Linked DNA regions of Homo sapiens: region 2 is linked to region 1. The links are chromatin loops, found by intact Hi-C in ENCODE. Cell type or tissue: IMR-90. All regions are shown on one strand. Links, peaks and the distances in the headings refer to the core of each region. The heading gives the core; the rest is flanking DNA. Region 1 has its middle 140 kb from the start of TMEM229A. Region 2 has its middle 17 kb from the start of SSU72L6.

What was found. Peaks named below come from ENCODE experiments on the same cell type or tissue, not always from the same donor. Only the 100,000 strongest peaks of a DNase experiment are listed, where the experiment ranks them.
Region 2: a loop joins it to region 1, with 5 times the contacts of the local background. A loop is called at or near these places in 3 of 110 quality-filtered maps.

What each region holds. Positions count from the first base shown.
Region 1 is chr7:124,162,086-124,178,951 of GRCh38, reverse strand. No RefSeq gene overlaps it. Among named protein-coding and RNA genes, the nearest start is that of TMEM229A, 140 kb to the right of the region's middle. In IMR-90, for the core only: a CTCF peak has its summit at 7,680 (motif pointing left); a DNase peak (open chromatin) is centred at 7,681; H3K27ac peaks cover 187 bases.
Region 2 is chr7:124,451,035-124,467,900 of GRCh38, reverse strand. No RefSeq gene overlaps it. Among named protein-coding and RNA genes, the nearest start is that of SSU72L6, 17 kb to the left of the region's middle. In IMR-90, for the core only: no CTCF peak of the experiment used is centred there; DNase peaks (open chromatin) are centred at 5,470, 8,380 and 9,870; H3K4me3 peaks cover 168 bases; H3K27ac peaks cover 2,950 bases.

The DNA of each region.
Region 1 (16,866 bases), core at 3,634-11,633:
AGTAAGATAAAATGTGTAAAGGTCCTAGAATAATGTTTAGAACAAAGGAAGCACTCCATAAATGTTGCTTATGGTTGTGAAAGTAGCAAGAGTAGCATGGAGGTGGTACTAGTGATTATTTTCCATTCCCTTCTTTTTAATCTTTCTGTGTGTTTTAATGCATTCAGGCTGCTGTAACAGAATGGCATCTACTGGGTAGCCTAAACAAGAAACATTTATTTCTCACTGTTTTGGAAGCTGGAAAGTCCAAGGTCAAGGTACCAGCAGATTCAATGTCTGTTGATGGCCTGATTCCTGGTTTGCAGATGGTCATCTTCTTGGATCCTCACACGGTGGAGAGCAGAGAACAATCATCTCTCTGGTGTCTTTTATAAGGGCAATAATCTTATTCATGAGGGTTACAACTTTATGACCTAATTTCCTCCTGCTATAGGCTGAATGTTTGTGTCCCTCCAAAATTCACATGTTGAAACCTAATCACCAATATGATGAAATTAGGAGGTAAGACCTTTGAGGGGTGATTAGATGAAGGCAGTACCTTCATGAATGAGATTAGTGCCCTTATAAATGAGGCCCCAGAGAGCTGCCTTGCTTCTTCTATCACGTGAGGACAGAGCAGGGAGGTGTCACCTATGAACCAGAAAACAGACCCTCACCAGACACCAAATCTGCTGATGCTTTGATCTTAGACTTCCCAGCCTCCAGAACCATGAGAGATAAATTTCAGTTGTTAGAAGTCACTCAGTCTATGGAATTTTGTTACAACAAGCCAAACAGACTAAGATACCTCCTAAAGCCTCCATCTCCAAGTACTATCATATTGGAGATTTAGAATTCAACATATGAATTGGCACTGGGAGGGACTAGGGGGAGTACAGAGTGATAAACATTCTGTTCACAGCCTTGTGCCACTTTATTTTGGTTGTGCCAACTATAAATAAGTTATAGTTGTTTCTAGAGTTTCTTTCTTGTAATGAAGTTTATATGTACTGTGATTACTTATAGTTGAACAAATTTCATTCATTTTATTTTATATTTTCTATTATCATATTATATCTTTGCCTGTTTTTTCTTTCCTGCCTACTTTGGAATTGAAACAGTTTCTTTTTTAATTCTTTATTGGTATTTCCCTTAAAACTTGTTAACACTCCTACTTAATTTATTTTAATAAAACCTGAGACTTAATCAGTGCCTCTAACCTTCTCTCAGGTAAGACATAGCAAGTAAGAGCTATTTATTCTACATTTCATCTAATGGTTGACTACAATGTTAGTTCTTCTTTATTTTAAATATTCAAAAAATTATATTTTTAGTCATTACTTTTTATTTTCCCAATATATGTTTATCAATGCCTTTGCTGAACATTTTTTCTTGCGTCACAATTTTTTCTTCAGGATTTATTTTTTTCTTGTTGCTAAAATATACCCTTTACAGAAATTTCAATTACATTCTCAAGAGAAGATAATACATTTTAGTCTTTAGATGTCCCAAAATATGTTTTTTTCACCATTGTTTCATTGAACAGTTTGCAATCTTAATGACATAAGGTCCAGTCTACCTGATTTTTTTTTTTATTATATGTAGCATTTAGAGTATTCTTTCTGTATAAAGACTTACATCGCTCTTCAATTTTGGAAATTGCTAGCTTCTCTTTCTGGAAACAGATTTTACTAGAGAATCTAAATCTATGCTTTATTTCTCTGAATTTCAAACACGCACACAGACACTCACATGTTTTATATATATATATATATACACACACACATATATAGACACACACACATATATTTATACATATATGTGTCTCTTTTTAGGCTGTAGTCACAGTAATTTTCAAAGTTCTCTATTACAAGTTTTTTCTTCAACTGTCTCAAGTATAATGTTCATTTTTGTTTCCATTTTATTAACTTTTTCTTCATGATTTACAAGTATGCTTTTGTTTCAGTAACCCCTACTTTTGTTTTATGGATATTATTTTCTCCTTTATTTCTTCAAGAATTTTAAACATGTTTACTTGAAGCACTTTCTAGATTATTTAGTTTCCTATTTTTGTGAGTAAATATTTTCTTTTGTTGCTTTTTGCTGTTGTTTTTATGTTTGTGTGTTAATTTGCAATGGCAGAGAATCCGTATCACGGAGTTGGATTTGTTCATATGCTTTGTAATTTTTGTTGATGTGTTTATTTTCCATTAATTTACTTTTCTTTCTCTCTTCCACGTCTTCTTTCTTCTTGGGCAATATTTAAGTAGTTTCAGCTCAGTTTTTAAGGGTTTACAACTCTTGGGCAATATTTAAGTAGTTTCAGCTCAGTTTTTAAGCGTTCACAACTCAGAAGCATGTTTTATGTCTCTTCAGGGATTTCACTTTTTAGAACTGAAGTCAATACCCTGTATTTGACTAATTATTAATCATTTAGAGTTTTTTGCTTTCTCCCTTCACATTCATAAGAATGATGTTTCTTAATGCAAAATTAGACACAAAAATAGAGGTTTCACAGGTTTCATTTATATATAGGGGAATATTGTATTATTCCAGTCTCACACTGCTACAGAGAACTACCTAAGACCGGGTAATTTGTGAAGAAAAGAGGTTTAATTGACTCACAGTGTACTAGTCCATTTTTACACTGCTGGAGAGAGCTGCCTGAGACTGGGTAATTTATTAAGAAAAGAGATGTAATTCACTCACAGTTCCACATGGCTCTGGAGGCCTCAGGAAACTTACAATCATGGCAGAAGGCAAAGAGGAAGCAAGGCATGTCTTACATGGCAGCCTGAGGGTGGTGGGTGAGGGGGGATGTCAAACACTTAATCAGATTTCATGAGAACTCACTCACTATCACGAGAACAGCAAGGAGGAAGTCCACCTCTACAATTCAGTCACCTCCCACCAGACCCCTCCCCCAACACCATGGATTACAATTCAACATGAGACTTGAGGGAAAACACAGAGCCAAATCATATCAAATATGGTCTGCAGTCCATTGACTCTTGTGGAATATATTCAGACTACATTTCTCTGAGGCACTGAAATCTGGAACTCCATTGCCAACTTAAGGTGCCAGTACCCTGTGAGGTTACGGCCTTAGCCCCACTTTGACACTATATATCAAATGTAAAGACTTTTACATTTTTAAAATAAGAATATGTATTTTTAATTATTATAATAATAATTGTATATGACTTATACATGTAGGAAATGGAAGAGAGAAATTGAGAGCATCCAGGTCTTCAAGACAGCACAGCCAGCTAGGGACAGGGTCAAAAAAACATGAATATAGTTTCCTTATGCCTAATTAAACACACTGCACTACTGATCACTCAGAAGTTTTATAGTCTCTATTGGTTTATGTATAATTTGCTCATTTTTCCCCAATGCCCATCATTAACATGAGCTGAATATAATCCCAGGCTTTAGAACATCCTCTCTCATAATTTACAAATTTTAAAAATATTTAATCAAGAACCGAGTCTTTGTATATTGTCCAAATAGCAAAACATTTTCCTTGAGAATTTCTCTCTGTATATATTTTCAATATAAAAAATTTCTACAGTGTATCATAGACATAGGATTTTTTAGTTCTTTAATGACAGATAGCAACAGATAATAGTAATGATAACTACAATATTATTATTAAGCAGTAATGTTCTTTGGCAAAGATGAGTATATGTATGTTTGTGTGATTCTTTTGTAAAATAAGGAATTTTACTGAACTGTGTTCTTGATTCCTAGGAGGAAATCTCTAAATCCTTGAAATTTTCAGAGTTTTATCAGTATCTTTGTTATGCCAAGGAGGCACCACATGGTCAGCCCCTAGATAGCTTCTTAACAGGGACAGCTCATGTTGGAAAACCTAATCATGTAATTAGAGGGTTAGAACTATGAACTATGTGATATCAGCCCAACTTCTGGAGAGGGTAGGAGGGCTGGAGATTGAGTTCGAACATGTGACCAATAATTCAATCTATCATAGCTATGCAATGAAACCCCAATAAAATTTCTGAACATCAAAGCTCAGTGGAACTTTCCGTGCCAGAGAGCATTCATGTGCCAGGATGGTGACATGCCCTTATTCCATGAAGAGAGAAAAGAGATCTGCATTTTCTCCCAGACCTCATCCCATACATCTCTTCATTGGGTTGGTTTTCCTGATTTGCATCCTTTGTAATAAAACTGTAATCATAAATATAGCACTTTCCAAACAAATTCAAAAGATAGCAGACTACAAGAAATAACAAAGATCAGAGCAGAAATGAAGGAGATAGAGACACAAAAAACCCTTCAAAAAATAAATGAATCCAGGAGCTGGTTTTTGGAAAAGTTCAACAAAATTGATAGACTGCTAGCAAGACTAATAAAGAAGAAAACACAGAAGAATCAAATAAATGCAATAAAAAATGATAAAGAGGATATTACCACCGATCTCACAGAAATACAAACTACCATCACAGAATACTATAAATATCTCTACACAAATAAGCTAGAAAATCTAGAAGATATGGATACATTCCTGGACACATATACCCTCCCAAGACTAAACCAGAAATAAGCTGAATCTCTGAATCAACCAATAACAGGTTCTGAAATTGAGGCAATAATTAATAGCCTACCAACCAAAAAAAATTCCAGGATCCGGCCAAATTCTACCAGAGGTACAAAGAGGAGCTGGTACCATTCCTTCTGAAACTATTCCAATCAATAGAAAAAGAGGGAATCCTCCCTAACTCATTTTACGAGGCCAGCATCATTCTGATACCAAAACCTGGCAGAGACACAACAAAAAAAAAGAAAATTTTAGGCCAGTATCCCTGATGAACATCGACGTGAAAATCCTCAATAAAATACTGGCAAACCGAATCCAGCAGGACATCAGAAAGCTTTTCCACCACAATCAAGTTGGCTTCATCCCTGGGATGCAAGGCTGGTTCAACATACACAAATCAATAAACGTAATCCATCACATAAACGGAACCAATGACAAAAACCACATGATTATCTCAATAGATGCAGAAAAGACCTTTGACAAAATTCAACAGCCCTTCATGCTAAAAACTCTCAATAAACTAGTTATTGATGGAATGTATCTCATAATAACAAGAGCTATTTATGACAAACCCACAGCCAATATCATACTGAATGGGCAAAAACTGGAAGCATTCCCTTTGAAAACTGGGACGAGACAAGGACACCCTCTCTCACCACTCCTATTCAACATAGTATTGGAAGTTCTGGCCAGGGCAATCAGGCAAGAGAAAGAAATAAAGGGTATTCAATTAAGAAAAGAGGAAGTCAAATTGTCTCTGTTAGCAGATGACATGATTGTATATTTAGAAAACCCCATCATCTCAGCCCTGAATCTCCTTAACTGGTAAGCAACTTCAGCAAAGTCTCAGGATACAAAATCAATGTGCAAAAATCACAAGCATTCTTATACACCAATAACGGACAAACAGAAAGCCAAATCAGGAGTGAACTCCCATTCACAATTGCTACAAAGAGAATAAAATACCTAGGAATACAGCTTACAAGGGATGTGAATGACCTCTTCAAGGAGAACAACAAACAACTGCCCAAGGAAATAAAAGAGGATACAAACAAATGGAAAAACATTCCATGCTCATGGATGGAAAGAATCAATATCATGAAAATGGCCATACTGCCCAAAGTAATTTATAGATTCAATGCTATCCCCATCAAGCTACCACTGACTTTCTTCACAGAAATGGAAAAAACTACTTTAAATTTCATATGGAACCAAAAAAGAGCCCACATTGCCAAGACAATCCTAAGCCAAAAGAACAAAGCTGGAGGCATCACACTACCAGACTTCAAACTATACTACAAGGCTACAGTAACCAAAACAGCATGGTACTGGTACCAAAACAGATATATAGACCAATGGAACAGAACAGAGGCCTCAGAAATAACACCACACATCTACAACCATTTAGTCTTTGACAAACCTGTCAAAAACAAGCAATGAGCAAAGGATTCCCTGTTTAATAAATGGTGCTGTGAAAACTGACTAGCCACATGCAGAAAGCTGAAACTGGATCCCTTCCTTACACCTTATACAAAAATTAACTCAAGATGGATTAAAGACTTAAATATAAGACCTAAAACCATAAAAACCCTAGAAGAAAACCTAGGTAATACCATTCAGGACGTAGGCATGGGCAAAGACTTCATAACTAAAACACCAAAAGCAATGGCAACAAAAGCCAAAATAGACAAATGAGATCCAATTAAACTAGAGAGCTTCTGCACAGCAAAAGAAACTATCAGCAGAGTCAACAGGCAACCTGCAGATTTGGAGAAAATTTTTGCAATCTATCCATCTGACAAAGGGCTAATATCCAGATCTACAAAGAATTTAAACAAATTTACAAGAAAAAAAACCCAAAAAACCCCATCAAAAAGTGGGCAAAGTATATGAACAGACACCTCTCAAAACAAGACATTTATGCAGCCAACAGTCATATGAAAAAATGCTCATCATCACTGGTCATAAGAGAAATGCAAATCAAAACCACAATGAGATATCATCTCATGCCAGTTAGAATGGCAATCATTAAAAAGTAAGGAAACAACAGATGCTGGAGAGGATGTAGAGAAATAGGAACACTTTCACACTGTTGCTGGGAGTGTAAATTAGTTCAACCATTGTGGAAGACAGTGTGGCGATTCCTCAAGGATCTAGAACTAGAAATACTATTTGACCCAGCAATCCTATTACTGGGTATATACCCAAAGGATTATAAATAATTCTACTATAAAGACACAGGCACATGTATGTTTAATGCAGTACTGTTCACAATAGCAAAGTCTTGGAACCAATCCAAATGCCCATCAATTATAGACTGGATAAAGAAAATGTGTCATGTATACACCATGGAATACTATGCAGCCATGAAAAGGGATGAGTTCATGTCCTTTGCAGGGACATGGATGAAACTGGAAACCATTATTCTCAGCAGAGTAACACAAGAAGAGAAAACCAAACACTGCACGTTCTCGCTCGTAAGTGGGAGTTGAACAATGAGAACACAGGGACAAAAGGAGGGGAACATCACTCACACACCAGGGCCTGTTGGGGGGTGGGGGCTGGGGGAAGGATTAGCATTAGGAGAAATACCTAATATAAATGATGAGTTGATGGGTGCAGCAAACCAACATGGCACATGTATACCTATGTAACAAACATGCACATTGTGCACATGTACCCTAGAACTTAAAGTATAATTTTACAAAAAAGATAAAAAAATACAGCACTTTCCTGAGTTCTCTGAGTCATTCCTGTGAATTATTACATCTGAAGGGAGTCATTGGAATCCCCAACTTTACACCCAGTTAATCAGAAGTGTAGGTAACCTGAGAACCCCCTTAACTTGTGTCTGGCATCTAAAGTGGGGGTGGTCTTGTTGGGGACCCTGGCCTTAAATTTGTCTGGTTTGACACTATCTCTGGGTGGTTAGTGTCAGAATTGACTTTCAGTGTACCAGTTGGCCTTGGAATAGCTGAAGTTAAAGCAGAATGTTCTTCTTATATTTAACCAAGCAGTATCACTATTTCATAAAGTGTTTTATGAAACTTGATTTTATAAAGCCTGATTTGGAAACTTAAACAGAAAAGACAAGAAGGAAGCATGTTTCCAAATTTTAGGAGCTGGCTGCCCCCTGCTGACACTGTCATAGTCACTACTAGCATGGGAGTCTAAAAGTTGATTCCCTTAGTTTTTGAAACAACTAATTATATAAAATGGAAACACTCTCTGAAACTTGTTTCCAGCGTTTGTTTAGCTCAGTGGTCCATTCCTTGATATTTAAAGGCTACTGGAAACTTTTGGATTTTAATCAACTAAGTATTGAGGTAAAGAGGCTGCTACTCAGTGATAAATAGTCTAAAGCCTAAATTTAATCAGTCTCTCTAACTTTCTCTCAGGTAAAACATAGCAAGCCTGTGTTTCCCTCTGTGTGATCTTGGCAAGCCACATTAACACAACAAGCTCACACTTCCTCATCTTTAAATTGAAATTATTTTACAAAATGATCTCTGAGTTCTCCTCCATGTAGGAGGTTATAAATTTTTCAAGAAGGAAGTAATCAAGAAACTTAACATATCAAAATAAAATTACACAAGGTAGTAAAAATTTCTAATCTTCCAATTCCAAGGTTTTAGAACTTCAAAAGCTTTATAAATTTTTAAGACACTCTTTTCTCCCGTGAGGCCCAGAGAGAAGTCATGTGTAATGTTCCTCAAATATGCAGAGCAAAAAGATAAAGTGGTTAGGGAGAAGGGCTGGGACCTCATACTTTACCCACTAATGTGACAAAGATGCAGTGCTGAAAGATTTTGTAAACTCTAGGTAAACTTTGAGAACACATAACAGGTGGAGTTACCCTGAAACAAATGCTGATATAAAAGTGTTAATTAGTTGAAAACACACAACCTAAAATTTTAGGATTGAATCAGTGATGGTAGAAGGGGCTGGAGTAGCATAAGACGGGGAACATCACCTGGCTCTAGCAAAAGCAAACACAAACACTGTGGGAATTTAAGCACTCTCAGTTTAGTCAACTAGGTTTTACATATGTAAAGATCAACAAAATATGTAGAGTAGTCCTCTTATCCAGTGTTTCACTTTCCACGGCTTCCATCACCCACAGTGAATCATGGTCAGAAAATATTAAATGGAAAATTCCAGAAACAAACTATTTACAATTTTTTAATTGCATGCCATTCTAGGTGGTGTGATGAAACCTCTTTCCATCCTGTTTCATCAATTCATCTCAATCACATAGTCATTTCATCTCACGTCATTACAAGAAGAAGGGCGGGTACAGACGGTACAATAACACGTTTTGAGAGACAGAGGCCACATTCACATAACTTTTATGACAGTAAATTGCTGATAATTGTTCTATTTTATTATTGTTGTTAATCTTTTACTGTGTCTAATTTATAAGCTTTATTATAAATATTCAAGTATAGGGAAAAACATAGCATATCTAGGGCTCAGTTCTATTTGTGGTTTCAGGCATCCACTGGAGGTCTTGGAACATGCCCTGTGAATAAAGGGGAACTACTCTACTACCAATAAACATACATCAAAGGAGATAATAGATGTACTTCAGAGGAAAGGAAAGTAACCCTAAATGGAAAATCTGAGATGCAAGAAAGAATGAAGAGCGTAAAAAAATGATATATTTGTGTATTTGTTATTCAGAACAGGCTAGTTATATTAGGGCAATACATCAACCCCGAAAGCTCAGTGGCTTAACATAACGAGGTCTTTTTTTCACTCAAACTACATAACCAACAACAGTCACTAAGAGAATCTGCTCCAAAAAGTCACAGTGGTACCAAGGCTAATAGAGTTCCGTCTTCATGCAGCTGTACAACTGAAACATATAGTCTCTCAAGATGTCATGGTTGGGAAAGAAAACACATGGGAATATACATAGAAGTACATATGTCACCACTTCCAATCATAGCCCATTGGTCAGAATTAGTCATGTAACTCCATCCAACTACAAAAGAGCAGGCAATATAATAAAATTAAAATATTCATAACAAAGACTTGTCCACTGGGGAATTCAATCTTCTGGAGTCCTTGTATTATTTGGAAAGAGAATAAAGATATGTTTAGTAGTAGAACCAATTCTTCTCTTACCTCTCTAAATGAAAACTCAGGCAGATGCACTGACTTTTCTCTTCCCTGCTAGGCAAAACAAACTGTATACAGTCATTCCACACCACAAAATAAAGACTTGTTTAATGATTTAAATGCCCATGACCATACAATTGAAAAACTTTAATCTTGGTTTAAAATCCTAGATGGGATATGTAGGAGTCAGGAAGGGTGGGAGTAATCAGATTACTCTTTTTCCATTTTAGTTTCACTCCTTCTATCCCAGATTGCAAGATTTCTGCTGGTCCTTTGGAGTAGACATTGGGGGCAAGCACAGGAGTAAGAAAATAAGAAAATAATTTAATTTGTATAGCACTGGTAATCTTGTGTCAGCTTTCTGAACATTAAAAATGTTTAAGCTTCAGCTTTTTTATCTTAGGCAGTTGGAAACACTTCCCCTATTCCCACTTCAGTGCTAATCTAGGGAATCGCTCATCTGCAGTTCTCTTGGCAGGGAACCTTCTAGCCAGCTCTAACTTGGTCCTCACCACTAAAAATTCTATAAACCAGGCTTTTTATTTTGAGCTTCTCAATATACGTGCAGAATCTCAAAAGTGATACAGCTACTCAAAAAAGGGTGGGAGTGTCTTGATGTCTATACAACTTTTTTAAAAAGAAAACAAATTCACTATTCATCTTTTATTTTCCATGTCCACACAGAGCATAAGACTAAACAATTTTTGATATGTTTAGTAACATTAACTTTGAATTGAAAAATCTTTTTTTTTATATGGGTCTCACTATGTTGCCTAGTCTGGTCTTGAACTCCCAGACTCAAGCAATCCTCCCACTTCAGTCTCCCAAGTAGCTGGAAATACAGTCGTGAGCCACCATGCCTGGCAAAAGATCCATTATTATAACATAAAGGAAGCAAAACCTTTTGCCAAACAGAAAGCTTACACTACTTGAAAAATGACTTCATAAAATTCTAAAATCTTCTCAAAGCTATAATAAATATCTTAATTGTTCTAGTTGTCATCATCATCATTGTTGTTGAAGTTATGACTCTTTTTGTGACTACCATTATTACTATTCTTATCATGAACCGAGCAATATTTGATAGGCACTTTATGTGCCATCCCTTCTTACCTTTAGAACAATCAAAACTAATAAAAAGAAGATATTATTGGTCCCATTTTTATGCTTTGCTTACTTAGTTTTCTCTTTGTTTTTACATTCAGGGGATAGCTGTGCAGGTTTGTGGCATGGGTGTACTGTATAATGCTGCGTTTTTGGCTTCTAGTGAACCTATCACCCAAATATTTAACATTGTACCCAATAGGTAGTTTTTCAGCCCTTTCCCCCAGGCTTCTCTCCCCAATTTTGGAGTTCCCTGTATCTATCATTTTCATATGTATAACCCTGTGTACTTATTGCTTGGCTCTCTCTTATAGGTGAGATGGTGTAGTATTTGATTTTCTGTTTAAATGTTAATTCACTTAGCACAGTGGCCTCCAACTATGTCCACGCTGCTGCAAAATTTCATTCTTTATATGGCTGTGTAGTATTCTACGGTGTATATGTGCCACATTTTTTAAATCTAATCCACTGTTGTCGGTCACTTAGATTGATTCCATGACTTCGCCATTATGAATAGTACTGCAACAAACATACAAGTGCAAGTGTCTTTTTGATAACATGATTTATTTTCCTTGGGAAGATACCCAGTTGTGGGATTTCTGGGTCAAATGGTAGTTCTGTTTTCAGTTCTTTGCAAAATCTCCATACTGTTTCCCATAAGGGTTGAACTCCTTAACATTCCCACAAGTGTATAAATGACCCCTTTTCTCTGCATCCTCACCAACATCTGTTATTGTTTGATTTTTTGATAATGCCATTTTGACTAGAGTAAGATAAACATTTCATTGCAGTTTTGATTTGCATTTCTCTGCTGATTCCAGATGTTGAGCATCTTTTTACATGTTTGTTAGCTGCTTGTATGTCTTCTACATACAAGAGAAATGTCTGTTCATGTTCTTTGTCACTTTTCAATGAAGTTACTTTTTTCTTTTCTTGTTTATTGAAGTTCCTTATAGATTCTCGATATTAATCTGTTGGATGAATAGTTTGCTATACTCTTTCATTCTGTAGGCTGTCTGTTTAATCTGTTGTTTCTTTTGCTGTGCAGAATGTTTTTAGTTTAATTAAGTCCCATTTGTCTATTTTTGTTTTTGTTCTATTTTCTTTTGAGGTCTTAGCAATAAATGATTTGCATAGGCCAATTTCCAGAAGAGTTTTTCCTAGGTTTACTTCTAGGATTTTTATAGTTAAGTCTTACATTTAAGTCTTAAATCCATCTTGAGTTAACTTTTGTATACAGTAATAACTAGGGGTCCAATTTCATTCTTCTGCATATCACTAGCCAGTTTCCCAGCACCATTTATTGAATAGGGAGTCCTTTCCTCATTGCTTATCTTTGTCAACATTTTTGAAGATCAGTTAGTTGTTAAGTGTGTGGCTTTATATCTGGGTTTTCTGTTCTGTTCCATTGATCTGTGTGTCTATTTTTGTAGCAGTACTATGCTGTTCTGATTACTACAGCCTTATACTACAGTCCAAGGTCTGGTAAAGAGATGGCTCCAGCTTTGGTTTTTTTTGTGGTTGTTTTTGGTTTGTTTTTGGCTTTGCTTTTGCTTTTGCTTTTTTGGGGGGTGGGGGTTGTTTGTTTGTTTGTTTCTCTGCTTGATTAGAATTGCGTTGGCTATTCAGGCTCTTTTTGGTTCCATAAGAACTTTGGGATTTTTTTTTCTAATTCTGTGAAAAAACACACTGGTAATTTGATAATAATTGCATTGAATCTATAGACAGCTTTGGGCATTATGGTCATTTTAACAATATTGATCCTTTCTATCCATGAGCATGGAATGATTTTCCATTTGTTTGTGTCATCTGTAATTTCTTTCATCAATGTTCTGTGGTTTTCTGTGTAAAGGTCTTTCACCTCCTTGGTTAAATATATTCCTAAGTATTGTATTTTGTGTGTGAGGCTATTGTAAATGAAATTGGGTTCTTGATTTTGTTCTTGATTTGAAAATTATTGGTGTATAGAAATCCCACTAATTTTTGTTCACTGATTTCGTATCCCAAAACTTTACTGAATTTGTTTATCAGGTCTAGAAGTCTTTTGAAGGAATCTCTAGGAATTCCTAGGTATAGAATCATGTTGTCAGCAAACAGAGATAATTTTACTTCCTCTTTTCCTATTTGGATGCCTTGTATTTCTTTCTCTCATCTGATTGCTCTGGCTAGGACTACCAGTACTTTGTGAAATAGGAGTAGTAAGAGTGGACATCCTTGTCTTTTTCTAGCTCTTAGGAGGAATTCTTTCAACTTTTGTCCATTCTGTATGATGTTGGTTGTGGGTTTGTCATAAATGGCTCTTGTTATTTTGAGGTATGTTCATTCAATGCCTAGTTTGTTTGGGATTTCATCATGAAGAGATGTTGAATTTTATCAAATGCTTTTTCTGAATCTATTGAAATGATCGTATGGTTTTTGCTTTTGATTCTGCTTATGTGGCTAACCACATTTATTGTTTTGCATGTGTTGAACAATCCTTGCATTCCAGGAATAAGACCCACTTGATCATGATGAATTATCTTTTTGACATACTGTTGGATTTGGTTTGGTAATATTTTGTTGAGGATTTTGCATCTGTGCTAGTCAGAGATATTGGCCTGTAATGTTCTTTTTTTGTTGTGTCCTGGCCAGATTTTGGTATCAACATCATACTGGTTTTGTAGAATAAGTTAGGTAGGAATTCCTCCTCCTTGGTTTTTTGGAATAGTTTCAGTAAGATTGGTACCAGTTCTTCTTTGAACATCTAATAGAATTCAGCTATGAATCTGTTTGGTTCACTGCTGGTTTTGGTTGGTAGATTTATTATTGATTCATTTTCATAACTCATTATTAGTCTGTTCAGGATTTTTATTTCTTTGGTTCAAGCTTGGGAGTTGAGTGTTTTCAGGAATTTATCCACTTCCTCTAAATTGTCTAGTTTATGTGCACAGTTGTTCACAGTAGGGAGCTGAATGTTTTCAGGAATTTATCCACTTCCTCTAAATTTTCTAGTTTATGTGCACAGATGTTCATAGTAGGGAATTGAGTGTTTTCAGTAATTTATCCATTTCCTCTAGATTTTCTAGGTTTTGTGCATAGATGTCATTAGTAGTTTCTGAAGATCTTTTATATTTCTCTGGTATCAGTTGTATTGTCACCTTTGTCACTTCTGATTATACTTATCTGACTCTTTTCTCTTTTTTTCTTAGCTAATCTGGCTATCAGTCAATTTTATTTATCCTTTTGAAGAGGCAACTTTTTGTTTCATTAATCTTTTGTATGGCTTTTTCGGTCTCAATTTCATTTGGTTCTGCTCTAATCTTCATTATGTATTTTCTTCTACTGGCCTTGGATTTGGTTTGTTCTTGTTTTTCTAATTCCTTTAGGTATGATGTTAGTGCTATTAATTTGAGATATTTCTAACTTTTTATGTAGGCATTTAGCATGATAAACTTTCCTGTTAATGCTGCTTTTTTCTGGATCCCAGAGGTTTGCATATGTTTTATCTCTATTTTCATTTGTTTCAAAAATTTTTTGGTTTCTGGTTAATTTTTTTGCTTACCCAAAAGTCATTCAGGAGCAAGTTGTTTTGTTCCCATGTACTGTGTGGTTTTTGAGGTTTCCTCTTGGAATTGATTTTTAATTTTATTCTACTGTGGTCCAAGGACATGCTTGACATGATTTCAGGTTCTTTTTTTAATTTATTGAGACTTGCTTTATAACAGAGCACGTGATCAATTGTAGAGAATGTTTTATGCACAGATGTGAAAAAAAGTTTATTCTGTGGTTGCTGGGTGAAGTCTTCTGTAGATGTTTATTAGGTTCATTTTGTCAAGAGTCTAATTTACATTCAAAGTTTCTTTGTTAGTTTTCCGCCTCAGTGATTTGTCTAGTGCTGTAAGTGGGGTATTAAAGTTCCTTACTATAATTGCATGACTATCTCTATTGACAGGCTGTCTATTGTATGACCATCTATCCCTTTTAGTAAGTCTAGTAGTAGTTGTTTTATAAATCTAAGTGCTCTGACTTTGGGTGAATATACATTTAGCATAGCTAAATCTTGTCAAATCAAACTCTTTATCACTATATAATGCCCTCCTTTGTCTTTTTTTCACTGCTTTGGTAAAGTTTATTTAATTTTGGCTTAAACTCTATTTAATCTGATACAAGAATAGCAACCTCACCCTTTTTTGTTTTCCATTTACATGATAGATCTTTCTCCATCCCTTTACTTTGAGCCTGTGGGTGTTATTGAAGGCAGCATAAGTTTGGGTCTTATTTTTTCAAGGCAATTTGCCATTCTATGTCTTTTAAGTGGAGCATTTAGTCTGTTTATATTCATGATTAATATTGAAATGTAAGGTTTTATTCCTGTCATGTTGTTAGCTAGTTGCTTTGCAGTTTCAATTGTGTAATTGCTTTATAGGATCTGTGAGCTTCGTACTTATGTGTGCTTTTATGTAGCAAGTATTACTCTCTTGTTTCAATGTTTAGAACTCCTTTGTGCATTTCTTATAGGGCCAGTCTGGTGGTAATTAATTCCCTTAGTGTTTGCTTGTCTAGGAAAGCCTTTATTTCTTCTTCATTTATGAAGCTTACTTTGGCAGAATATGACATTCTTGGCTGGCATATGTTTTCTTTAGGTAGGCTAAAAATAGGCTCCAATCTACTTGTCTTATAAGATTTCTGCTGAAAAGTTTACTGTTAGTCTGATGGGATTTTCTTTATAGGTAATTTGGCTCCTTTCTTTTCTCTATAAACTTTTAATATTTTTTCTTTCACCTTTTCTTGGATAGTCTGATAACTGTATTCCTTGGGGATGGTCATCTTGTGTGGTATCTCATATATGTTCTCTGAATTTCTTATACCTGGTTGTCTACTTCTCTAGCAAGATTAGGGAAATTGTCCTGAATTATTCTATAAAATGTTTTCCAAGTTTCTTGCTTTTTCTTCTCTCTCAAGAATGCCAATAAGTTGTAGGTTCAACAGTTTACATAATCCCATATTTCTTGAGGCTTTTTTAAAATTCCTTTTTTAAAAATTTTTCCAAAGACTGGTCTTCAAGCTCTGAAATCCCTTCCTTCTGCCTGGTCTAGTCTATTGTTAAAGCTTCTAACTGTTTTTAAAAAATTCTTTAGTGGGTTTTTGAATTCCATAAGTTTTATTTGTTTTTTCTTAATATAGTTGTCTCATTTTTCATATCCTGAGTCATTTATCTGGTTTCTTTGTATTGGGTTTTAACTTTCCCTTGGACCTTGTTTTCTTGCAATCCATTCATTTGGTTAGATCTCCAAAGGGTCCCACAGCTCCCCAGGGAGCTACTGGTTTCCTGTGCTTGCCAAAGCCAGAGCACTTGTGGGTATGTAGGAATGTTTGATGAGATGACTCAAGGGCAAAGAGACACTGGGCAAGGCAGTAGCCCACCATGGGTGCACAACTATCATTTCATTTAGGATCTGATGGAAGTGTGGCCTTGTTTAGTTTTCTTGCAATTTGTTCAATTTTGGATTCTTTATTCATCATTTCAGACTTTTGAATTTGTTTAGGATCCATTGCTAGAGAACTGGTGTGTTATTTTGGAAGTGTCAACACACTCTGGCTTTTTGTACTGTCAGAGTTCTTGTGCCAATTCCTTCTCATCTGAGGGAGCTGTTGCTTCTTAATTTTGAATTTACTATTGTTTGGGTGGGACTTTTTATTCTTTTATTCTTTTTTCCCTTGAAGATATGACTATGGTGTATGTTGTGTGTGATCATTTGGCTTTGTTGCTGGGTGCTTTCAGGGGTCCAATGCTCTGTATGGGTTCCTCTGTTGGGAATAGCTTCTGTTCACTGGCTTTCTCAGATGTTGCTTGTTGTAACAATGTATTAGACATGTAAGCTAACACAATAACTCATGGACTAACATTAAGCCCTTCTGGTGGCAGGTTTTTTATTCTGTGGTACAGTTCAGGCTGAAGTCCCGTACATGGCACTTAGGCGTAAGAGTTGGCTGGCTCTCAGGCTGATCTCAAGTGAAAGCACCTGCATTGCTGGGGGTGGGATGGTGGTGGGAAGAGATCTTGTTGAGGTATGGAGAGGTCTCAGGGAAAGGGGCAGAAGGTGTGAGGGGAACTG
Region 2 (16,866 bases), core at 5,337-13,336, 290 kb before region 1:
ATCTGTACTCACCATCATCAAAGACCAAAGGTAGATAAAACTACAAAGATGGGGAAAAAACAGAGCAGAAAAACTGCAAATTCTAAAAATCAGAGTGCCTCTCCTTCTCCAAAGGAATGCAGCTCCTCACCAGCAACGGAACAAAGCTGGATGGAGAATGACTTTGAACGAATTGAGAGAAGAAGGCTTCAGACGATCAAACTACTCTGAGCTAAAGGAGGAAGTTTGAACCCATGGCAAAGAAGTTAAAAACCTTGAAAAAAGATTGGACTAAGTGGAATAACCAATGCAGAGAAGTCCTTAGAGGACCTAATGGAGCTGAAAACCATGGCACGAGGACTATGTGACGAATGCACAAGCCTCAGTAGCCAATTTGACCAACTGGAAGAAAGGGTATCAGTGATGGAAGATCAAATGAATGAAATGAAGTGAGAAGAGAAATTTAGAGAAAAAAGAATAAAAAGAAATGAACAAAGCCTCCAAGAAATATAGGACTATGTGAAAAGACCAAATCTACGTCTGACTGGTGTACCTGAAAGGATGGGGAGAATGGAACCAAGTTGGAAAACACTCTGAAGGATATTATCCAGGAGAACTTCCCCAATCTAGCAAGGCAGGCCAACATTCAGATTCAGGAAATACAGAGATTGCCACAAAGATACTCTTCGAGAAGAGCAACTCCAAGACACATAATTGTCAGATTCACCAAAGTTGAAATGAAGGAAAAAATGTTAAGCACAGCCAGAGAGAAAGGTCGGGTTACCCACAAAGGGAAGCCCATCAGACTAACAGCTGATCTCTTGGCAGAAACTCTACAAGCCAGAAGAGAGTGGGGGCCAATGTTCAACATTCTTAAAGAAAAGAATTTTCAACCCAGAATTTCATATCCAGCCAAACTAAGCTTCATAAGTGAAGGAGAAATTAAATACTTTACAGACAAGGAAATACTGAGAGATTTTGTCACCACCAGGCCTGCCCTAAAAGAGCTCTTGAAGGAAGCACTAAACATGGAAAGGAACAACCGGTACCAGCCATTGCAAAAACATGCCAAATTGTGAAGACCATCAGGGCTAGGAAGAAACTGCATCAACTAACAAGCAAAATAACCAGCTAACATCATAATGACAGGATCAAATTCACACATAACAATATTAACCTTAAATGTAAATGGGCTAAATGCTCCAATTAAAAGACACAGACTGGCAAATTTGATAAAGAGTCAAGACCCATCAGTGTGCTGTATTCAGGAAACCCATCTCACGTGCAGAGACACACATAGGCTCAAAATAAAGGGATGGAAGAAGATCTACCAAGCAAATGGAAAATAAAAAAATGCAGGGGTTGCAATCCTAGTCTCTGATAAAACAGACTTTAAACCAACAAGATCAAAAGAGACAAAGAAGGCCATTACCTAATGGTAAAGGGATCAATTAAACAAGAAGAGCTAACTATCCTAAATATATATGCACCCAATACAGGAGCACCCAATACAGGAGCACCCAGATTCATAAAGCCAGTCCTTAGAGACCTAGAAAGAGACTTAGACTCCCACACAATAATAATAGGAGACTTTAACACCCCACTGTCAACATTAGACAGATCAATGAGACAGAAAGTTAACAAGGATATCCAGGAATTGAACTCAGCTCTGCAAGCAGTCCTAATAGATATCTACAGAACTCTCCACCCCAAATCAACAGAATATACATTCTTTTCAGCACCACACCATACCTATTCCAAAATTGACCACATAGTTGGAAGTAAAGCACTCCTCAGCAAATGTAAAACAACAGAAAGTATAACAAGCTGTCTCTCAGACCACAGTGCAATCAAACTAGAACTCGGGATTAAGAAACTCACTCAAAACCGCTCAACTACATGGAAACTGAACAACCTGCTCCTGAATGACTACTGGGTACATAACGAAATGAAGGCAGAAATAAAGATGTTCTTTGAAACCAATGAGAAAAAAGACACAACATACTAGAATCTCTGGGACACATTGAAAGCAGTGTGTAGACGGAAATTTATAGCACTAAATGCCCACAAGAAAAAGCAGGAAATATCTAAAATTGACACCCTAACATCACAATTAAAAGAACTGGAGAAGCAAGAGCAAACACATTCAAAAGCTAGCAGAAGGCAAGAAATAACTAAGATCAGAGCAGAACTGAAGGAAATAGAGACACAAAAAACCCTTCAAAAAATCAATGAATCCAGGAGCTGGTTTTTGGAAAAGATCAACAAAATTGATAGACCGCTAGCAAGACTAATAAAGAAGAAAAGAGAGAAGAATCGAATAGATGCAATAAAAAAATGATAAAGGGGATATCACCACCTATCCCACAGAAATACAAACTACCATCAGAGAATACTGTAAACACCTCTACACAAATAAACTAGAAAATCTAGAAGAAATGGATAAATTCCTCAACACATACACCCTCCCAAGACGAAACCAGGAAGACGTTGAATCTCTGCATAGACCAATAACAGGCTCTGAAATTGAGGCAATAATTAATAGCTTATGAACCAAAAAAATTCCAGGACCAGATGGATTCACAGCCAAATTCTACCAGAGGTACAAGGAGGAGCTGGTACCATTCCTTCTAAAATTATTCCAATCAATAGAAAAAGAGGGAATCCTCCCTAACTCATTTTATGAGACTAGCATCATCCTGATACCAAAGCCTGGCAGAGACACACACAAAAAAAGAGAATTTTAGACCAATATCCCTGATGAACATCGATGCAAAAATCCTCAATAAAATACTGGCAAACCGAATCCAGCAGCATATCAAAAATCTTATCCACCATGATCAAGTGGGCTTCATCCCTGGGATGCAAGCCTGGTTCAACATATGCAAATCAATAAACGTAATCTAGCATATAAACAGAACCAACAACAAAAACCACGTGATTATCTCAACAGATGCAGAAAAGGCCTTTGACAAAATTCAACAACCCTTCATGCTAAAAACTCTCAATAAATTAGGTGTTGATGGGAAGTATCTCAAAATAATAAGAGCTATTTGTGACAAACCCACAGCTAATATCACACTGAATGGGCAAAAACTGGAAGCATTCCCTTTGAAAACTGGCACAAGACAGAGATGCCCTCTCTCACCACTCCTATTCAACATAGTGTTGGGAGTTCTGGCCAGGGCAATCAGGCAGGAGAAAGAAATAAGGGGTATTCAATTAGGAAAAGAGGAAGCCAATTGTCCCTGTTTGCAGATGACATGATTGTATATCTAGAAAACCCTACCGTCACAGCCCAAAATCTCCTTAAGCTGATAGGCAACTTCAGCAAAGTCTCAGGATACAAAATCAATGTGCAAAAATCACAAGCATTCTTATACACCAATAACAGACAGCCAAATCATGAGTGAACTCCCATTCACAATTGCTTCAAGGAGAATAAAATACCTAGGAATCCAACTTAGAAGGGATGTGAGGGACCTCTTCAAGGAGAACTACAAACCACTGCTCAATGAAATAAAAGAAGATACAAACAAATGGAAGGACATTCCATGCTCATGGGTAGGAAGAATCAATATCCTGAAAATTCCCATACTGCCTAAAGTAATTTATAGATTCAATGCCATCCCCATGAAGCTACCAATGACTGTCTTCACAGAATTGGAAAAAACTACTTTAAAGTTCATATGGAACCAAAAAAGAACCCACATTGCCAAGTAAATCCTAAGCCAAAAGAACAAAGCTGGAGGCATCACGCTACCTGACTTCAAACTATACTACAAGGCCACAGTAACCAAAACAGCATGGTACTGGTACCAAAACAGAGATATAGACCAATGGAACAGGACAGAGCCCTCAGAAATAATGCCACATGTCTACAACTATCTGATCTTTGACAAACCTGACAAAAACAAGAAATGGGGAAAGGATTCCCTATTTAATAAATGGTGCTGGGAAAACTAGCTAGCCAGTTTCAGTTTCAGAAAGCTGAAACTGGATCCCTTCCTTACACCTTATACACAAATTAATTCAAGATGGATTAAAGACTTAAATGTTAGACCTAAAACCATAAAATCCCTAGAAGAAAACCTAGGCAATACCATTCAGGACATAGGCATGGGCAAGGACTTCATGTCTAAAACACCAAAAGCAATGGCAACAAAAGCCAAAATTGACAAATGGGATCTAATTAAACTAAAGAGCTTCTGCACAGCAAAAGAAACTACCATCAGAGTGAACAGACAACTTACAGAATGGGAGAAAATTTTTGAAATCTACTCATCTGACAAAGGGCTAATATCCAGAATCTACAATGAACTCAAACAAATTTACAAGAAAAAAACAAACAACTCCATCAAAAAGTAGGCAAAGGATATGAACAGACACTTCTCAAAAGAAGACATTTATGCAGCCAAAAGACACATGAAAAAATGCTCATCATCACTGGCCACCAGAGAAATGCAAATCAAAAGCACAATGAGATACCATTTCATACCAGTTAGAATGGCGATCATTAAAAAGTCAGGAAACAACAAGTGCTGGAGAGGATGTGGAGAAACAGGAACACTTTTACACTGTTCGTGGGACTGTAAACTAGTTCAACCATTGTGGAAGTCAGTGTGGCGATTCCTCAGAGATCTAGAACTAGAAATACCATTTGACCCAGCCATTCCATTACTGGGTATATACCCAAAGGATTATAAATCATGCTGCTATAAAGACACATGCATGTGTATGCTTATTGTGGCACTATTCAGAATAGCAAAGACTTGGAACCAAGCCAAATGTCCAACAATGATAGACTGGATTAAGAAAATGTGGCACATATACACCATGGAATACTATGCAGCCATAAAAAATGATGAGTTCATGTCCTTTGTAGGGACATGGATGAAGCTGGAAACCATCATTCTCAGCAAACTATTGCAAGGACAAAATACCAAACACTGCATGTTCTCACTCATAGGTGGGAATTGAACAATGAGAACACATGGACACAGGAAGGGGAACATCACACACCAGGGACTGTTGTGGGGTGGGTGAGGGGGGAGGGATAGCATTAGGAGATATACCTAATGTTAAACCACGAGTTAATTGGTGCAGCACACCAACATGGCACATGTATACATATGTAACAAACCTGCATATTGTGCACATGTACCCTAAAACTTAAAGTATAATTTAAAAAAAAGAAAGAAAAGTGCAATAAAAATATACTAAAATATGCTAGTAGGTCAGAAAATTAATATTAAAATTGAGATATTAAGCAAAAATGAAAAGACTGGTAATGCATATTGCTGCCAGGGACATACAGGGAAAGAGAGTACTTCCTCACATGACTGGTGAGACTATGAATGAATTAGTAAAGTCTTTGGAAAAAAAATCTGGCAACGTCTTAGTTTAAATTTAGAATCCTCATATATTTGAACAGAACCAATTCACTCTTAGGGAGTCCTCCTATGTAAATAGAAGTGCCATTAACCACAGGAAAAAAAAAGGATGAGATATTGATGCATGCAACAACATGAATGAATCACAAAATAATTATGCTGTGTGTAAGAAGCCAGACAAAAAAAAACAAACTTTTGTGATTTAATTTGTGTAATACTCTAGAAATGCAGGATAATTTATAATGACAAAAATAGTATTAGACTACCAACAACATTCTTCATAGAACTAGAAAAAGCTATTTTAAAATTAATGTAAAACCAGAAAAGAGCCTGAATAGCCAAGGAAATCCTAAGCAAAAAGTACAAAGCTGGAGGCATCACATTATCTGACTATACTGCAGGACTACAGTAACTGAAATAGCCTGGTACTGGTACAAAAAACAGGCACATAGACTAATAAAACAGAGTAGGGAGCCCAGAAATAAGGCTTCACATCTGCAGCCATCTGATCATCAACAAAACTGACAAAAACAAGCAATGGGGAAAGGATTCCCTATTCAATAATTGTCACTGGGATAACTGGATGGTCATATGCAGATGATTGAAACTGGACTCCTTCATTGCACCATATACAAAAATCAACTCTAGGTGGATTAAAAGCTTAAATGTAAAACCCTAAAATATAAAAATCCTGGAAGACAACCTAGACAATGCCATTCTGGACATAGGAATTGGGGAAGATTTCATGATGAAGTCACCAAAAGCAAGCAAAACAAAAGCAAAAATTGACGAATGGGATCTAATTAAACTAAAGAGTTTCTACACACCAAAAGAAACTATCAACAGAGTAAACAGACAACCTACAGAATGGAAGAAAATATTTGCAAGCTATGCATCTGACAAAGGTCTGGTATCCAGCATCTATAAGGAAATTAAACAAATTTACAAGAAAGAACCCCTAACAACCCCATTAAAAAGTGAGCAAAAGACATAAACACTTTTCAAAAGAACACATACATTCAGCCAACAAACATATGAAAGAAAGCTCAATATCACTGATCATTAGAGAAATGCACATCAAAACCACAAGAGGTGCCATCTCACACCAGTCAGGATTACTATTACTAAAAAGTCAAAAAATAACAGAAGCTAGCGAGGTTGTGGAGAACAGAGAATGCCTATACACTGTTGGTGGGAGTGTAAATTAGTTCAACCATTGTGGGAAGCAGTGTGGTGATTTCTCAAAGAGCTTAAAACAGAACTACCATTCAATCCAGCAATCCCATTACTTGGTATACATCCAAAGGAATATAATTAGTTCTATCATAAAGACACATGCAGATAGGTGTTCGTTGTAGCACTATTCACAGTAGCAAACACATGGAATCAACCTAAAGGGCCATCAATTGTAGACTGGATAAGGAAAATATGGTATATATACACCATGGAATACTAAGCAGCCATTAAAAAGAATGAGATTATGTCCCTCGCAAGGACATGGATGGAGCTGGAGACCATCATCCTTAGCAAACCAGTTCAGGAACAGAAAACCATGTACCACATATTCTCACTTATAAGTGGGAGCTAAATGATGAGAACACATGGATACAAAGAGGGGAACAACAGACACTGAGGCCTACTAGAGGGTAGAGAGTGGGAGGAGGGACAGGAACAGAAAATACAACTATTGAGTACTAGGATTAGTGCTTGGGTGATGAAATAATCTGTACAACAAACCCACGAAATGAATTTACCTATATAACAAACCTGCATATGCACCCTGAACCTAAAAGTTAAGAAATAGATCCGTGTTTACCTTAGGATTGGGGAGGGCTAGGAGAAAGTGTTTAAACAGAGGCCTGTGTAAACCTTTGGGGTGACAAATATGTTTCAGTGCCTTGAATGTGGTGGCAGTTTCATATATATATATATATGTGTGTGTGTGTGTGTGTGTGTGTGTATATATAAATATATTTAAGTTTATCAAATTTTATATGTTAAATATGTAGTTTATGATGTGTCATTATACCTCAATGATTCAGTTAAAATTTTTAAAAATCCTTCAATGGAATGCTTTACTATGGCTCTGCCACTCTTATGTTATGCACTCTAAATTGTACATACATTGAAAATCTTTCAGTGTCTCATATACTATCACTGCCCTCAGGATCTCTAAAGCCAGTGTTTCCTCTCCCTGAAATATAACTCACTGCCCACAACCCAGCTCATCCTATTTATCTTTTAGTTCTCAGCAAGAGATCATTGCCTTTATAGACTCCTCCCTAATCCCCGTAAATGGATTTGGTCATCCCTCCTTGGATTTCCCCTGCTGTAGCAAATATCATAATTTATTGCAAATACTTTTGTTTTTTAATAAATCCCACCAGAGGATTGTCTCTACATGATCAGGTACTAAATTATCATTGTATCCTCAGCAATTAATACTATGCCTGACAGAGTGGAAACCTGAAAAATATTTGCTGGATGAATGAAAAGACTTATGAAAGTTGTCTTTGCAGTGAGGTCAAGTGTTCCAGGGCACTGGTGGTGGTGAGAATCTCTAAATCTCTGAGATATTTATGTGGGAGCTTTATTGGAGAGTGTTCTTAGGACCTACACTTGTGAGAAAACAGGATTTGGCAGAAAGAAAAGTTGAACTGCACTACATTTCGAGCAGTAGCTTCAGTTGAATCCATACACTGCTGGACGTGGGATGGACCTGGCAGTTATTCAAACAAAAGCAAGAGAACTGGAGCTTCATATCTCCATATCTACTATACAGTGGATTGAGTAAAGCCTTGAACCAGGAAGCTCATTTCTGCAAAGTGCAATTCCTAGAGCAGGCTCAGGTATGAGCTCCCAGCTTCCAGCATACCCAGAAGCTGGGAGATGGGAACCTTGAACCGGAAGAGGGACCTGGGCCATGCAAAGATGTACCGCATGATGAGTGAGGCAATGCATTTCAAAATAAGCCAGAGGCCTAGAATTGACAAATCATGTGATGGACTAGGAGTCTGGGTGGGTAAAATGTCATGTTCTGAACTGTTTCCTTATATGAAGCTGCTACTCTCAGAAGTATTTGTAATATGCAGTGGAGAAAGCATTAAATTAACCTTTCGAGTTAAAGATAAACTAGAAGTGTCAAACAACGTGTGATTTAGAGTCTTCTAATAGAAATAAACATTGGCTCCATTGAGAAGAAAATGTGCAAGACATCTGTTGGACTAAGAGGAATGGCATTCAGCTGCTGAAGAATTTTGCAATTCTGTAATTAGGCATATGAATTTTAAGAGGTAAAAATCTCTAGGGCCGTGAGATAGATGTGAGTATATTTCTTTCCTCTCCCACAGTCCATGTGGAGGCTCAGCATTCTTTAGTGACATCGGGATTATTTCACAGGAAAAAGGTAATTTTGTTGACTTGTTTTACCAGTTTCCACAACTTTCTGTTAAGAAATCTTTTTCACAGTTTAGAGCAAAATTTTCTCCATAAATCATTTAAAAGCTTTTTTTATCATTTAAGCTGAATTTCTCACAGATGGTGATAAAATAACCCTTTTAAAATCTCTCTTCTAAAAGGGAATACAAGAACACTGTACCAGTGGAATGGTTTCTATTTTATTGAGCTTTCATCTCCTTCTGCTACTCCACTCTCAATCTGGCCTTTGCATGGAGAACAGAGGATGCAAAATATAGTACCAGGAAAATAAAGGGTATTGATCAAATTTTATATCTGATCAAGTAATAAATTGTAGATCAAACATTTAAGTTTTTACAAAAATGAGAGGCAGATTTCAGTAAGACTTGAACAATAGATTTATTTGTTTAATATTACTTACAGTGATTAAAAACTAGCAGTATATCATAAGGGTTGAGAATAAGTATCTGACAAACTTGTTTAACTCCTGGCTTTGTTACTTACTAATTTTGTGACTTTGGGCAAATATCCCTCTCAGAATTTTCAACTGTAAAGGGGAAAATAATAGTACCTATTTTATCAGGTTGTTTCAGAATTAAATGTGGTGATATATACAGAAACAAACTGTAAACTATTGAAAGCTACTGTATTTAAAAATAAGGGACCTAGAGAAAGAATCCTGTTCTCTAGACCAGTTATAATTGCCCATGTATCATTTAAAAACCATATTAAATAATATTTTTGGACTTTATAAATACAATCAAATAAAATATTATATATCAATATGGTACTAAAATAATGTTTTGCCATTATCTGGCAGGGAGGTAGCTATTAAAATAGATTTTCTTATGCAATGAGGTTACCATCAGCTCAAATAATAATGTTGTGCTGACATGGGCTCTAATATGAACAGATCCTCACCATATTAAACTAGATGAAACATTTGTTAGAAGCACACTATAATTACTATTCAGAGGGTCTTAACCGGGAGAAGGTATTAGAATCACCTACTGGGTCCAAGCGTAAACCTGGTTCTGCATTTCAAAATCATGTTCAGTGGTTTTGTTGAGTCATAGGAATTTGTTTCCTTAAAAAGCTTCCACCAACTATTCTGATGAGAAATTCTATGTAAAAATGACCACAAGGATATCAAAGTTCCTTTTTCCTTTACTTTGCTCTTGAAGTAGAGTTACGGTATTTGTCAAAACCCAAAATGTCATTCAGCTACAAGTTTTAGAAGTTGACTACTCCTACATCCATGTGATGGGCTCCCTTTGAATAGCACTTGGCATTTTCTGGGTTAAGGACTCTTTTCACACTTAAAAAAAATCTCATTAGGTTAGTATACTCTGGAGTATTTTCTTAACTTGGGAGGAGGTATCTATTCTTGTCTTCCCACTGTACCTTAGAACCTTGCTCTTTGAAGTGAGGACCACTTTCATCACCTGAGAGCTTGTTGGAAATGCAGAATCTCAGCCCTACCCAAGACATGCAAAATAAGATGTCTTGGGTAAGGTTGAGATTCTGCATTTAAAAAAAAATTCCCAGTTGATTTGTATGCACATTAACATTTGAGAAGCGCTGTGATATAATGCCAAGTATCACAGAGAGGAAAGATTATGGAGTACATGTTATTTACAAAGAAATTCTATTTACTCTTTTCACTATGTTTATCTTCTAAGGTATGTTTAATTGAATGATTTGGCACTAGAACTAAAAATAGCAGAAAAGAGTTGAAGACATGAGACCAGAGGAGGTGAAGAATGTCTTGAAACTTGTTATCTGTCCCTGACTCTAAGAAGGCATATTAGTGCACATTGGGACATTGGCCTTGTCTTTTTTGCAAACATCTCTGCGAGTCCTGGTGAGGAGGCGTCAGCTAGCTGATGACTTTGTAATTCATAGTTTCAGCCATCAGAGACAGAACCAACATTAAAAATGGGAAACTACCTGCATTTGTATTCTTTTTAATAATAATATATTTAACAATAAACCATTTTGCTATTTTTTATGACCAAAACACCCCCCATTATCGCTGTTATCATTGGCAAAAAGCACTCTTACATCAATATTATAAGGATGGTTTATTCTCCCCCTATATCATTGGCTGGGAAAATTAGAAAGTTTGTTGCAAAATCATATTTCATTGTTTTTTAACTGTTTCTTTTTATTTTATTATTTTTAAACTCTCAACTCCGTTGACATTTAAAGGTATGAAACAATAAAATACAACTCCAGTACCACGATTCAAGTAGATAAGTGTAAACTTTACTTTGTATAAATTACAAGATAGCTTAAATGGTACCAAATCCTGGGCAGAGAGGATGAGATTAAACCAGTGTGGGCCGCATGTCTAGTTCTGATCAATCAATTATGGTTTTAAGGTAGGACATACACATTATATATAAGGATAAGGAGGGCCTATATTTGTGGGTAAGGTAGGAAGCTCCAAAGTGAAGGAACTGAGAAGATATTCAAATGGGTAACACACACCATCCATCCGTAAATATAAATCATCCTTAATGGATTTGGCACCAACAACATACCAAGTGAATGAAGAATAAAGATGAGCTTATGTTGTAAGTCCTATAGCAAGCATGATGGAACACGTCAAAGATAGATTTGTGTTTATATCCTTAATATCATTGTCTATTAAGGCATTTTTGCTTTGTGAGTATTATCAGCAGAGCAATCAAAGAAACACTTTTTCTCTAATCATTACACCTTCTTCCCACCTCATATCCTTTTGTGGCTTCCTAGTTGCTATGTGAATTTTTCTGCCGCTCAACAGTCCTAGCTGCAAATGTTTGCAATAGTATCCTGCTATGATGGCTCAGGGCTCTATCAGTTCCTTTCAAATGTTTTCAGCTGTTTCTTTTCCAAGTGACTACAGTGGAAAAATACCACATTTGTCTCATATTGAAACATTTTAACAAACTACTTTGTCTTTTTAAAAAGTCTTTTGCCAAATTGCCAACATTCTTCCATAAAATAATAATTTTTTTCCCAAATACTTTAGAAATTAAGGCACACTTGATTTTTAGATGCCCATACCCGTGATATCTTGGACAATTCCTGCAAAATAGATGCTGCCCTATGTGCAATAAAATGGCTCTTTTGAGGTTTGCATGTTTTTTCACTTTTGCCTCCTCCATTTCATTGTTGGAAAAGAGGTTTGCACAGATCCACATCTCTCACCTTCGATTTCTGACTAATAACAAGAGTTAGCTAAACAACTGGCTGGATTTAGGGGCTGAGACCTGTAGCTATGGAGCCAATAAAATTGATTGACAACAGCAGGAATAGGAGACGCAACTTCTTTGGTCATGTCAGGGGCTTATATAACAAGGGTGTCTCTAGGCCTTGCAGAGACAGCCCCTGGATAGGCTCTGCTAACTCAGCTCAGAAATGCCACAGTATTCCCCTTATCAGAAGCTAGAGTTTATAAGGCTCAAGTATGGTCCACCAGGGCACTCAAATCTAGTCCCTTCTCAGGATTCCTCCTCCTATTTAGGATATGGTGTCATTGTTTATCCATTCATTTACTCACTTGCCATATTGGGGAACACATATAGAAAGAGACATCAATAATCATAACAAATAGAAAAGGAGAAAGAAAGAGTAATCTTCAATGTATATTTTCCCCACAGATCCCACTTGCCCCATGGACTTAGAAGCCAGTGCTCTGAAATTGTTCCAGTGTTATACATGCTAAATTATAAGGATGGATAAAGTAATCTGACTGAAAAATCACCAAGGTGATCAGAGCAAGACATCCAAAGGAAACTATAGAAATCTATCATCTGAGTGGCCAGTTTGGGGTTAGATGTGGCAAATTTAAGACTGTCGCCATTAGTGTAAATTGACCTTTGTTAAAGATTCCTGCGCCAGGGCCTTCTGAATCTGAAGGACTGGAAATAGGTACCAAGAGTGTGTATTTATTGTAAAGCTCCCAAGGTGATTCTTATGCAGCCAATCCTACAATTGTCCTTGGATTAAAGTTTGGGAATGATATTATCTAAAATTAATATAATCAACTCAAGGTGGCAGAGGGGAAATCAATCAAACCAATTATTTAAAGTTAATATATAAAGAGATACACTGGTTTTGGATGAATTTCTTTTTTAAAAAATATTAGCTTTGTTGGTATTATTTATACAAAAAGGGCCTTTCTTCTTCCTTAAATAAAAACAATCAAAAAGACAAATTTGGTCAGTTAAATTACCAATATTAACAGCATTTGAAGAAACATTAAGAATTGTGTCAGCCAAAAAGATATTCTTTCTGTACATTCTTTCTACTCATTTCCTCTAAATAGAAATAATATTTATTTCATGTCTGCCCTGCTGGAACATATAAATTACCTTCTTAGATAAGCAGCAGAATATAAGATTAGTGGCCCAAAATATAAATTATTACAACAAGTTGCCTTCTTGCAGGATGTTGAAAGAGCAATGTCACAGATCTTTATACTCTGGAAGGTGGCATGGATTGTCAGGGGATGAGCAGGTGATCCAGGAAGTTGAATGTCTAGAAGACAGGAACACTCTTTCTTCTATATTGCAACCTTACCTATCAAATTTTAAATGTCTGGGTTTTCTCCAAAGAGATTTCACTTTTCATGATATTCCCCAGAAGGTTAAAGGAAAATGGAAGTTAAGTCAAGAAGGCAAAGGATGAAATAGACTGGACCCCTTCCTTTCTGATACCCTAGGGACCTCTTGTGCATGGAGTCCTCCCCCACCAATAAGAGATTATCCCATTAGGACTGGGATAGCCATGTGTGATGGTTAATTTCATTTGTCAACTTGTCTAGGCAGCAATGCCCAGATATGTGGTCGAATACTATTCTGGATGTTTCTGTGAGAGTTTTAGGGGATGAGATTAACATTTGGATTTATGGATTTTGATTAAAACAGCCTGCCCTTTTTAATGTGAACTGGACTCATCTCATCAATTAAAGGCTAAACAAAGCAAAAAAAAAAAAAAATGGAATTCTGCAGCAAAGGCCTTTGGACTTGAACTGCAGCTTTAGCTCTTCCTGGGTCTCCAGCTTGTGTGCCCACCCTGTAGATTTTGGACTTTCCAGTCTCCATAATCCTATTAGCTAATTCCTTAAAATAAATCTCTGTCTGTGTGTATATACAGTACGGAGACTAACACAGGGGGTCAAAGACACTCCTGCAAGTGTTCTCTTGTAGTAGTGCATGTGTTTGGGGATTGTTAAGGTGTCAGAAGAGAAATGTGGTTTCAAGAGGGATTCTTAGAAAGATTTCACTGTACTTTTGTCTGGAAAGGGGTCTAAAATATTACATTAGGAAAACTAAGTTATAATAATTTTATTAAATAAAAATTTTCATAGGGTCACTATGAGTACTACTACCATGACTTCCACCACTACTACTGTATTAATGGGTATCGCTTACTAATAACAACTGTGTACCAAGCAAGGGTCCAAGAGCCAGCAAGTCTCCTGAAACCCTCTGACCCTACAAAAATCCAGAAATTAAGTCTTATGCAGGCTAAATTCACCAGTAGTCCTTCAGGGAGCCTTGAGGGAGGCTGAATTTTAACCTAGATCTGTTTTTTACTCCAAATGTTTAACTATTTTTGCTTGCCATGTATTATCATTTTCCAAATAGTAAATGCTATCATTTACTGAGTACCCACCAAGGACCAAGTACCCACCAAGTACCACCAAGGACCAAGCACTTCACATATTTTTTAATGCTCATAACAAGTCTATGAAATAGGTATTATTTTATCCCTGTTTTTCCAAAGAAAGAAATCGAAACTTATAGAGATTAAATAACTCACTCAAGGTCGTATAGTTTGTCATTTGCAGAAATGGAAATGTCTGACTCCAAAACCCATTCATTTTCTGTTTTCCAATACAGTGTAGGTATGCTAGAAGCAGTAGTGGGTGTCTGGCCTCCTTCCTTTGGAAAACACATTTCTTTAAAACGGTTTCATAAATAACAAAGCTAATAAAAAGTAAAAACACTGGCTTTTCCATCATTTCCTTCTGCATTCCTTTTGTTGCCATATCAAAAAGGATTCTTTTATTCTTCCCAATTAACTCTTCTATTTATGTTGAGAGATGAAGGCAAACTACAGACAGAGAAGAAAAAGAAGAGATTTTCTTTATGTTTAGCTACAGAAAGGCCAATTTTGTCTTAAAGACTTTTAAGCCACCCCTCCCTTTTCATGAGCAGAAAATATTAATTTAAATGCCTGCAGAGGAAAAATTAATAGTTATGCCTATGGGGAGCATGTAGGGGTTTCTACTAGAGGATGTTTATTTTCCCATTAATTTAGTGGAAACTCAAAGCAAGGAAAATATTTGGCAGATAAACTCCATGGTATTGCACTATAAATGTATGAAAAAACAAAACATAAAATAGAAAGAAACACAACATAAAATTATAAAAAGAGTAGAGTCATTATTGTCAAGAAAGTGTAAGTTTGCCTTTTGCCTCATAAATGTGATTCTATATTCTGTCTTCTTTAATAACCAACATAACAGCTCTCAACCAAAGTGGATTGCTTTGCTTAGGGCACTTGGGGAGAACTATATGTCTTTTTCTACATTCATTGCACTAAAGAAAAAATCTGTAGGAAGTTTTTGAAAACTTGTTTAAAAAGTTAAGTGTTGGATAATTCCAACAGTTTAGAGATATCTGCCATCGGGAAAGCAAGAAGACCATCTGCAGCTCAGTAAATGTGTGGTGAGAGAATTCCGGAGTGACGTGAGGTGAGATTTACAGGCTGTTCAGTACATATCACAAGTCACAGCTGTAATAGTATTTTTTGTAATAGTAATTCCTTTTCTGATATTCATAGGATAATGTCAAGAAAGAAAATGTCCTTACTTCCCATAGCTTCTGATTAACGTATCTTATCAGCATATCCTCCTTTCCTGAGAGTAAAAAAAAGGGTCACGTAAATGAAAAAAAATTGTTTTCCATCCTTACTGAAGAAGAAGGAACACAAATTCTTGGCTCCGTTAGGTTTATTGCCTTGATTACCAATCTAAACTTCACATTCATGTTAAACAATGACAAACTTGTTAAGGGGATCACCTGTCAGCTTCCATTTTGTTCGTGAAATTCCTAAGCTCCTGGAAAAAAACTGCAGCTCCAAACTCAGTTAGAGCTGGCTTAGCTTAAATTTGTTAAATAATTGCATTTCTACATTTGTATTTTTTCTCTCTTTCTCCCTCCCTCCCTCCCTCCCTCCCTCTACTGTATATATGTGGACGTGTGTGTGTGTGTGTGTGTGTGTGTGTGTGTGTGTGTGTGTCTACTGGGTATGGAGGAAGAAACTATCAGTTTTTAAAAACCCTGAAAATATACTCTTGCATCCTCCAGTGAATAGTGAATATGCAATTGTTCATATATCACTTAGTAAAAATGTCAGTTTCCATGTGGGTACAGAATATAGAGCATTGTATTAAAGTAGAGTGGAATTTCCCCTTTAAAAATATGAAGTATATTGTTATTATTCCAGTTCTGAAATTAACACGTAGCAAGCCCTTGGATCTCTCTCTCTCTGTCTCTCCCCGCCTCTCTGTCACATGCGCGCGCACACACACACACACACACACACACACACAGACAACAAATGTTCTGATTCCTCTCCATAAAATAATGAATTTGGCTACTGTTTACAGCTTGAGTAGAATCACTTTTTGTTCAGCAATAATCACTCCTCCACCTACTTCTTTGGGAAGAGTATGTTTCTTCTCTTTGGGACTTGCTTCAGCCAATAGAATTTGGGAGAAGTAACCATGTGTGAGTTTCCAGGGCTAGAATTTTGACTCTAAGCTGTAAGAAACATCACATGCTTTTATTTACCAATCTAGGATCTTCCAAACTCTGTCATTAGAACATCCCGAGATAGCTGGGGTAATAGAAGGAGACTCATGAGGCAGACTTCCGTCAATTCACAGCCTGATGCAGAATATTAGCGGTCCCACACTTAGTAAACTGAAGCAGAGGCATGCCGAGTGACCTAGTAACATGAGAGCAAATTTTGTCATTTTATGACGCTGAGTTTTGGGGTGTTTTGTTACACA